Regions from separate parts of the Homo sapiens genome. Here regions 1 and 2 are each linked to region 3. A link is a contact called in ENCODE Hi-C or POLR2A ChIA-PET data. All regions are on one chromosome and are shown on one strand. Each heading gives the region's core, a stretch centred on a gene start or an enhancer-like site at or near the end of the contact. The rest is flanking DNA. Distances are from core to core; before and after follow the strand shown.

Region 1 (2,700 bases), core at 69-2,568, 110 kb before region 3:
AGGCTGAGGCAGGAGAAATGCTTGAACCCAGGAGGCGGAGGTTGCAGTGAGCCAAGATCACGCCACTGCACTCCAGCCTGGGTGACAAGAGTGAAACTCTGTCTCAAAGAAAAGAAAAAAAAATAACAAAAAAAACCTCCATCTCTACAAAACAAAACAAGTTTTTAAACTTAGCGTGCCTGTAGCGCCAGCTACTCGGGAGGCTATAGTGGGAGGATCACTCGAGCCCTTGAGTTTGAGGCTGCAAACTCACACTACTGCACTCCAGCCTGGGTGACAGAGTGAGACCCTGTCTCAAAACCAAAACCAAAACCAAAACCAAAAACAGGATAGAATACCGTTCCATTGATGTAACCTTTTTGAAACCTTATGTATAGATGTATAAAAATATGTAGTACAATTGTATAAGCTCACACTGCAATTATTCATAGAAAGTTCAGAATCAAGCTCACATTCCAGAGAGGGAAGGAGGGAGAAAAGGGAAGCCTGAGTACAATCTGTTTTAGAAATATCTGAAGCAAATGTGCAAAAAGATTTGCTGAATTCTGACAGTAGATACAAGGATGTCATATTCTTTTCTGTATTTTCTTTTACTATTTCTCTTTTAAAAAATAGAAAACACGGCTGGGCACAGTAGCTCATGCCTGTAATCCCAGCACTTTGGGAGGCCGAGGCGGGGGCATCACCTGAGGTCAGGAGTTCAAGACCAGCCTGGCCAACGTGGTGAAAGCCCGTCTCTACTAAAAATTAGCCAGGGTTGGTGGTCCATGCCTGTAGTCCCAGCTGCTCGGGAAGCTGAGGCAGGAAGATCATTTGAACCCAGGAGATGGAGGTTGCAGTAAGTGGAGATTGCACCATTGCACTCCAGCCTCGGCAATAGGAGTGAAATTCTGTCTCGAAAAAAAAAAAAGAAAGAAAGGAAGAAAATGCTTGACAAGTACCCAGCACAATAAAAACCCCGGTGGAGGCCTTGGGAGGTCTCCTGGGGCCACACCTTACCCTGCACAAGGCACCCCCACCCCAGCCACTTCTGGAGCCTCAGACCATGGCAGAGACCAGCATCGTCCTTCCCACTCCTGGAGCAGGTTGTGTGGGCTCAGAAAGCCCCAGAATGCACCCTCTCCTGAGCCCTCAGGTTACCTGTGCTGGGGATGAGGCCCCAGGGGGCAGAGCAGGGGACTCAGATCCCCCTCTCAGCCAGGCTCAGGGCTCCCTCAGGACAGACCCCTCGGGCACCAGCACTCACCAAAGGCGGCCCCCACAAGGGAGAAGCAGGAGAGGAGCCAGAGGGAAGCCATGCCGCTGCCTCAGAAGGTGTGGGGCCTGCCAGCTGCGGGGCCCCTTTTACCACCTTGGGGGGGCAGGGAGCCCAGCCCCCCCCGCTCCCCCAGCCAGGGAGGCCTGAGCCCACCCTCCCTGTTACCCAGGGACCTTGGGCAATAAGTGGAGACAGAGCCCCGCCTGGCTCTCTACCAGACAACCCCAGTCCCTGGGAAAGGGGCAGCTGCGCTGACATCACCGGTCAGCCTTGGGGACATGATCCCACAGAGCCAGCTGTGAGCTGCAGTATCCCTGCCAGGAGACGGCACCAGGCTCTTCTGTTCCCAGAGGGGAAGTGGAGGCAGTTCCACCCCAGGGCTCGTGGAGGACCAGCTGCTGTCATGGAACCAGGTCTCCGGGAACTCAGGCTCTCAGTGAAGGGTGTTTCCGCCTAACACTGTCCTAGAAGCAAAGGGTGACTCAGGGCATCGTGGATTCTCCAGAGTGTCACTGCAAGTCACCAGTGAAGCCAAGCCACTTCTGACTGTGGCGAGGGTCTGGGTGACAAGGACCAACCCGCTGGTGGCCGTAACAGGTGGGCAAAGCCACTGACACGCGTCCCACCTGTGCTGTAGAACCCAACAGAATTCACTTTTTCTGCAATGACTCATGATATAAGGAACTAATCATTTCATAAAGTTTCAGTTTCTTACAAAATGGAACTTGGATTCCGCACCATAAAATGACACAGAAAACAAACTTTTTAAGATGGAGTCTCACTCTGTCACCCAGGCCGGAGTGCAGTGGCGCAATTTCAGCTCACTGCAGCCTCCTCTTCCCGGGTTCAACTGATTCTCCTGCCTCAGCCTCCCAAGTAGCTGGGATTACAGGTGCCCACCACACCCAGCTATTTTTTTTTTTTTTTGAGATGGGGTCTTGCTCTGCTGCCTAGGCTGGAGTGCAGTGGCACAATCTTGGCTCACTGCAGCCTCCACCTCCCAGGTTCAAGCAATTCTCCCACCTCAGCCTCTTGAGTAGCTGGGATTACAGGCATAGCACCAAACCTGGCTAATTTTTATATTTTTAGTAGAGACGGGGTTTCACCATGTTGGCCAGGCTGGTCCCAAACTCCTGATCTCGGGTGATCCACCTTCCTCGGCCTCCCAAAGTGCTGGGATTACAGGCGTTAGCCACCGCACTTGGCCAATTGTTGTATTTTTAGTAGAGACAGGGTTTTACCACGTTGGCCAGGCTCCTCTTGAGCTCCCGGCCTCAGGTGATCCTGTGGCCTTGGCCTCCTAAAGTGCTGAAATTACAGGCGTGAGTCACTGCGCCTGTCTGAAAATAAATTTTGAGGAAGCAGAAAAACTTTTTTCATTGTCACAAAACAAGGAGGAAAGACAGGTGTGGGTGACAGGTCGGTGACTGGGCAGAAAGTGA
Region 2 (2,700 bases), core at 43-2,542, 89 kb before region 3:
AGCTGGGATTACAGGTGTCCACCACCATGCCTGGCTAATTTTTGTATTTTTAGTAAGAACAGGGTTTCACCATGTTGGCCAGGCTGGTCTCAAACTCCTGACCTCAACTGATCCACCTACCTCGGCTTCCTAAAGTGCTGAGATTACAGGTGTGAGCCACCACACCTGGCCTTTTTTATTGCAATTTGATACACACTTTATAGTTCTAAGTCTTTTTCATTTCCTCCCCTGTACAGTGCCTCGGCATGACCCACTTTATCCTGAGGGCACCTGCAGGCCAGGGGCAGGCACCCATTGCCCCAAAGCCCTGGAGCTGGGTCGGAAGCAGAGCAGAACCCTGGTGCTCACTTCCTGTTTTTTCCTTGCACAGCCGAGTTCACAGCCTTCTGCCTTGGGCCACAGCTCTAGCCTCCCCACGTAACCACAGGTTCCGATCTTTGCTTCTTCTCCCAGGTCTTCCTGTCTCTTGATGTTTCCCTCTAAAGATCCATCATGGGCTGGGAATGGTGGCTTACGCCTGTAATCCTAGCACTTTTGGGGGCCGAGGAGGGCAGATCATGAGGTCAGGAAATTGAGACCATCCTGGCCAACATGGTGAAACCCCATTGCTATTAAAATACAAAAATTAGCCAGGTGTGGTAGTGGGTGTCTGTAGTCCCAGCTACTCAGGAGGCTGAGGCAGGAGAATCGCTTGAACCCAGGAGGCAGAGGTTGCAGTGAGGCGAGATCTTGCCACTGCACTCCAGCCTGGTGACAGAGTGAGACTCCATCTAAAAAAAATCTATCATGGCTGGTCCTGGGGGGCAGCCAACATTCCACACTAACCCGGCATCTTGGCAGGAATGGAATGGGCTCCCTCCTGCATTTTCTACTTCACTGGCTTTCCTAATACCTTTCTCTGCCCGTGCACTGTCAGCCGTTCTGATGATGCGTCTAATAGGTTGGAATTAAGGTTATAGATGGAATTTAATTATAAGGACATGAAGAGAAATTAACTTGGAGAATGGATGTGTGAAGAGGGGAAAAGCAAAATGAGAGAGAGCTTGGGCACAGGAGTGGGATCCAAAGTCGACTATTAAAAATAGTATCAAGCCGGCCGGGCGCAGGGGCTCACACCTGTAATCCCAGCACTTTGGGAGGCAGAGGCAGGCGGATCATCTGAGGTCAGGAGTTCGAGTCCAGCCTGGCCAACATGGTGAAACCCCCATCTCTACCAAAAATACAAAAATTAGCCAGGCGTGGTGGCACATGCCTGTAATCCCAGCTACGCAGGAGGCAGAGGCACAAGAATTGCTTGAACCCAGGAGGCAAGAGGTTGCAATGAGCCAAGATGGTGCCACTGCACTCTTGCCTGGGCAACAGAGTGAGACTGTCTCAAAAAAAAAAAAAAAAGCAGAGGCGGGTGGATTGTTTGAGGCCAGGAGTTTGAGACTAGCCTGGGCAACATAGTGAGACTCCTTTAAAAAAAAGAAAAAGTAGCTGGGTGCAGCGGGTGGCACCTGTAATGTGCTGCTCAGGAGGCTGGGGCATGAGGATCACTTGAGCCCAGGAGTTCGAGGCTGCAGTGAGCTATGATCACACCACTGCACTGCAGCATGGGTGACAGAGCAAGACCCTGTCACCCTGTCTTTCTCTGTGTGTGTGTGTGTGTATTTTTTTTTCTTTTTTTGAGATGGAGTCTTACTCTGTTGCCCAGGCTGGAGTGCAGTGGTGCAATCTCAGCTCACTGCAACCTCTTCCTCCCAGGTTCAAGCAATTCTCCTGCCTCAGCCTCCTGAGTTGCTGGGATTACAGGTGCATGCCACCATGCCCAGCTAATTTTTGTATTTTTAGTGGAGACATGTATTTCACCATGTTGGTCAAGCTGGTCTCGAACTCCTGACCTCAGGCGATCCACCCACCTCGGCCTCCCAAAGTGCTGGGATTACAGGTGTGAGCCACCGCGCTGGGTGTCTCTATATATAATTAGAGCCACCGCGCCCAGTCTCTCTCTATATAATTAAGAGCCAGGTTTCTTAAGGAAACTCCCAGCTCAGTGAGGGAGAACTGCTCTTAAACACAGAGGAAATTACATGTATTTTATTATGTCAACAACCATCTACATACAAATAAATGTGAGGCGTAAGTAATATAAAAATGGAATAGCAAGCACAAACCTGGCTAAGGGACTTTTTCACTTGCTGGTGAAATCTGCGTCTGTCCCCCGCTCCACCCACCGGCCTCCCAAGAGTCTGAAAACCACCCGGTATAAGGCTGCCACCTGGTGGCCAATATGAAAACTGCATATAGCTATGCCTTACTGTTCCTAACCCAGCGTTGTTTCAAAGAAATACAAAAGAAATACAAGGCGAGCCAAATGGATGATTTTAAATTTTCTGGTAGCCCTACTGAAAAAGTAAAAAGAGGCCGGGCACGGTGGCTCACGCCTGTAATCCCAGCACCTTTGGGAGGCTGAGGCGGGCGGATCGCTTGAGCCCAGGAGTTCGAGACCAGTCTGGGCAACATAGTGAGACCCTCTTCTCTACAAAAAAAAAATGCAAAAATTAGCTGGGTGTGGTGGTGAGACCCTGTCTCTTAAAAAAAAAAAAAAAAAAAAGAGGGACTGGCGCGGTGGCTCACGCCTGTAATCCCAGCACTTTAGGGGGCCGAGACAGGCGGATCACGAGGTCAGGAGATGAGACCATCCTGGCTAACACGATG
Region 3 (2,700 bases), core at 1-2,500:
GAGGAACTGGGCAGGGTCAAGGCTTTTGCAGAACAGCTGGGCAGGTAGGAGCAAAGCCAGGGAGGGGAAGAGCTGAGGGCAGAGGAAAGGGAGCCCCCTGAGGATGTCTCCTTCCTGCCCCCAGGCGGGCACTGGCTCTCCACGGAACGTGCACGGGGGAGCATGGCATCGGAATGGGCAAGCGGCAGCTGCTGCAGGAGGAGGTGGGCGCCGTGGGCGTGGAGACCATGCGGCAGCTCAAGGCCGTGCTAGACCCCCAAGGCCTCATGAATCCAGGCAAAGTGCTGTGAAGGGGGTCTGAGCACTTAGCCCACAAGTTCCCTGACTACGGAGCCGGTTCTGGAACTTTTCTTCATGCCACGGCCCCTGCAAGGAAATAGATGCTGAGGCAGTCTTCCTGCCAGCGAGCCCACTGTATCTGGGCCCAAGGCCAGAGGGCCCAGAGAGAAGCCTGAGCACCGTGTTACCTCCCTGGCCCTCTGGCTGGCCCCAGGAGCCTTTGGTTCAGTAAACGACCCAGGGTGGTTCCCAGCAAAGCTGCTTCCTCTCTGCTCCTACGCATCCTGTCCTGGCGGGAAGAGAGCGTCTGGGTCCATTCAAGACTCTGATGACACCCCTCCCCGAGGCCTCCCACTGCCGGGGTCCCAGGACCCTTCCCCCTTCACCTGGTGACAGGAACACTCCTTTCCTGGTATGGAACGTGAGCTCCCGTGACATGATGATAGGTCTTCTCCTTGGGGCCTCCCCCAATAAATCTGTAATAAACCTGAAACCCACCTACAGCTACCTGGAAGTCAGCAGGCAGCACTTCCTCCCCTCCCCCTCCAGGGTCTCTGTCCTTTGGTCAGTGACCCCTTTGTTTTGGGGCTGTCCTCTGACTTCTTATAGCCTGGGGAGGAGGTTGGTGCTCAGGGTTCGGAAAGGAACCCAGGTCCCTGTCCCAGCTACTCCGCCTCAGAGCTGAGGACCTGCCCACGGCACATGTCACTCAGGATGGGCTCCCCAACTGGGCCTGAACCGGGCCTCTGAACACACTGAATGTGTTCCTCAGCAGCTGCCACGTCTCTAGAAACAGAGATGAGACTATTTTTGCACCCACCTCTTCATGGGGTGATGTATCGTACCACCAGCTGTTTTGCCCTCAAGGTCTGTCCACCCGAGGGCCTGCCCCTGTCTTGGGCCGGAGCCCGTCTTGAGACCTTGGCAGTTGTTCCCCCCTAAGCCCACAGGAGGGCGCCCGAAATCATGAAGCTCAGATACCACGCGGCATCTGCAGCTCACGACTCCTCTGCCCAGGGCCTGCGGCACTCAGCCCTGGGCAAACCTCCTCCTAGGGTCAGGTAAGTCCTGGCAGCCTGGAAGCCAAGCTAGTCCTCCATCCCCTGCAGGTCCCAGGAACCTGCAGTGCTGTCTCATCTTCCTTGCCCCTCTAGCCTTCGGTCCCTTTTGGAAAGAGGCATGTCACACCCCACGCCCTCCCTGGCCTCCGCCCCTCTCCTCCTCCCATCAGCTGTCAGTGCTCAGGCAGGCTGCTAGGCCTTAGGCAGAGGCAGCTGCGCTGAGACGCCCCAGTCCAACTTCAGTTCTTGGAACCCCTCCTCCGTGCTAATACTGGGCTCCAGCCGACAGCAGTTACACCAACCTGAGCCTGGAGGCTACTCCTCCGTGACGTTTCTGTCCCGTGCTGCCCTGGTGGGGAGCAGAGACCGTGCCAAGGGCTCACTGGTGACAAATCTCAGCCCTCTCCCCAAACCACCCCAGCACGCGTGTGCTCATCACCGAGACAGCCCTCTCGCCCCTCCCCTTCCAGCCAGCCAGCCAGCCACCCACTCTTCCAGGCGAGAATCCTGCAGCAGCTGCGCTCTCCCTCCTGGGTAGGACTCTTCTTTGATGCGCCCTCCAGTGCCTGGCAACTAGGAGGCGCTCAGCAAATGACCATTTCCCACAATCTTTTATTAAGAAAAATTCCAAACATACAGAAAAGTTGAAAGAACAAGTACACTGTTCACTGAAATACCAGCCACTGCAGATTCAACAATGAACATTTTGGCCTTATTTGCTTTGTGTATTTTGGGGGGAACTATTTGGAATTAAATTACACATTTCTTGAAGGCATTCACCTATATAATCCAGCATCTATCTCCTAAGAATGAGGACATTTTCCCATGAACTGCAGTACCGTTAAATGGCTATTAGAGGAATGGTTGGTCTTTGTGAGGGTCTCACGTCCAGGAACCTCATCAAAGTGTGCTAGGCCCTTAGCAGAGAGGGTAGAACCTGCTCGCCGGCTCCCTCACCTTCTCTCCCATCCCAGAAAGGCAGAACAGGGGCAACACAGGATTCTGGAGAGCTGTCCAGATAGAGGATCACAAACATGAGCTCCACCTGGGAAACACAGACAGCCCCAATCCCACCCCCACAACAAGAGCAGGCAACCTGGGTCCAAATTCAGAGGACACCACAGCCGGCAGAGGGCTGCAGCATGCCAGGTAGGACGGAAGTCGCTGGGGGTGGGGATGAGCACCAGCCCCTAGAGCCTGGAATAGCACCCGGCGTGGGCTACAGCCCTGCCCCACCCACCTCACAGCTGCTCGGCTCACCCATGGCACTGCCAAAGCAGCAGGCTTAAGCCGCCAAGGCGGGCACATGAAGCCTCCATTTCCAGGTCCAGGGGTCAGGCAAGGAGATCTCCTTCAGGGC

Evidence for each region. A loop is a pair of places that touch in the nucleus more often than their neighbours do. ChIA-PET counts read pairs that join two places held with the same protein, here RNA polymerase II (POLR2A). Pooled maps may share reads with other maps.
Region 1: a pooled map shows a loop between it and region 3 (2.6-fold over the local background). The contact joins the promoter of CTRB1 here to the enhancer-like site in region 3. A Hi-C loop is called at or near these places in 1 of 50 pooled maps. POLR2A ChIA-PET finds 5 or more read pairs at or near these places in 2 of 52 experiments (H1 and OCI-LY7).
Region 2: a loop to region 3 is called in a map with no recorded cell type, with 6 times the contacts of the local background. The contact joins two enhancer-like sites. A Hi-C loop is called at or near these places in 1 of 37 single-sample maps with no recorded cell type and 2 of 50 pooled maps. POLR2A ChIA-PET finds 5 or more read pairs at or near these places in 2 of 52 experiments (OCI-LY7 and WTC11).

What each region holds. Positions count from the first base shown.
Region 1 is chr16:75,217,606-75,220,305 of GRCh38, reverse strand. It overlaps CTRB1 (chymotrypsinogen B1), which reads right to left and starts at 1,318. Exons shown (of 7, transcript NM_001906.6): 1 at 1,247-1,318. The coding sequence starts at 1,298. RefSeq lists an enhancer at 1,701-1,780.
Region 2 is chr16:75,199,068-75,201,767 of GRCh38, reverse strand. No RefSeq gene overlaps it. Among named protein-coding and RNA genes, the nearest start is that of CTRB2, 6.7 kb to the left of the region's middle. RefSeq lists enhancers at 192-271, 2,123-2,417. Within about 2 kb of position 1,292, at least 4 of the 41 ENCODE cell types and tissues checked have a DNase peak (open chromatin) inside an H3K27ac peak, as active enhancers do.
Region 3 is chr16:75,109,946-75,112,645 of GRCh38, reverse strand. ZNRF1 (zinc and ring finger 1) reads right to left here. Exons shown (of 5, transcript NM_032268.5): 5 at 1,652-2,700. It overlaps LDHD (lactate dehydrogenase D), which reads left to right. Exons shown (of 11, transcript NM_194436.3): 10 at 1-44; 11 at 125-782. The coding sequence ends at 290. Among named protein-coding and RNA genes, the nearest start is that of LDHD, 5.5 kb to the left of the region's middle. RefSeq lists an enhancer at 1,310-1,359. Within about 2 kb of position 1,250, at least 32 of the 41 ENCODE cell types and tissues checked have a DNase peak (open chromatin) inside an H3K27ac peak, as active enhancers do; they include OCI-LY7, where a contact is called at or near this core.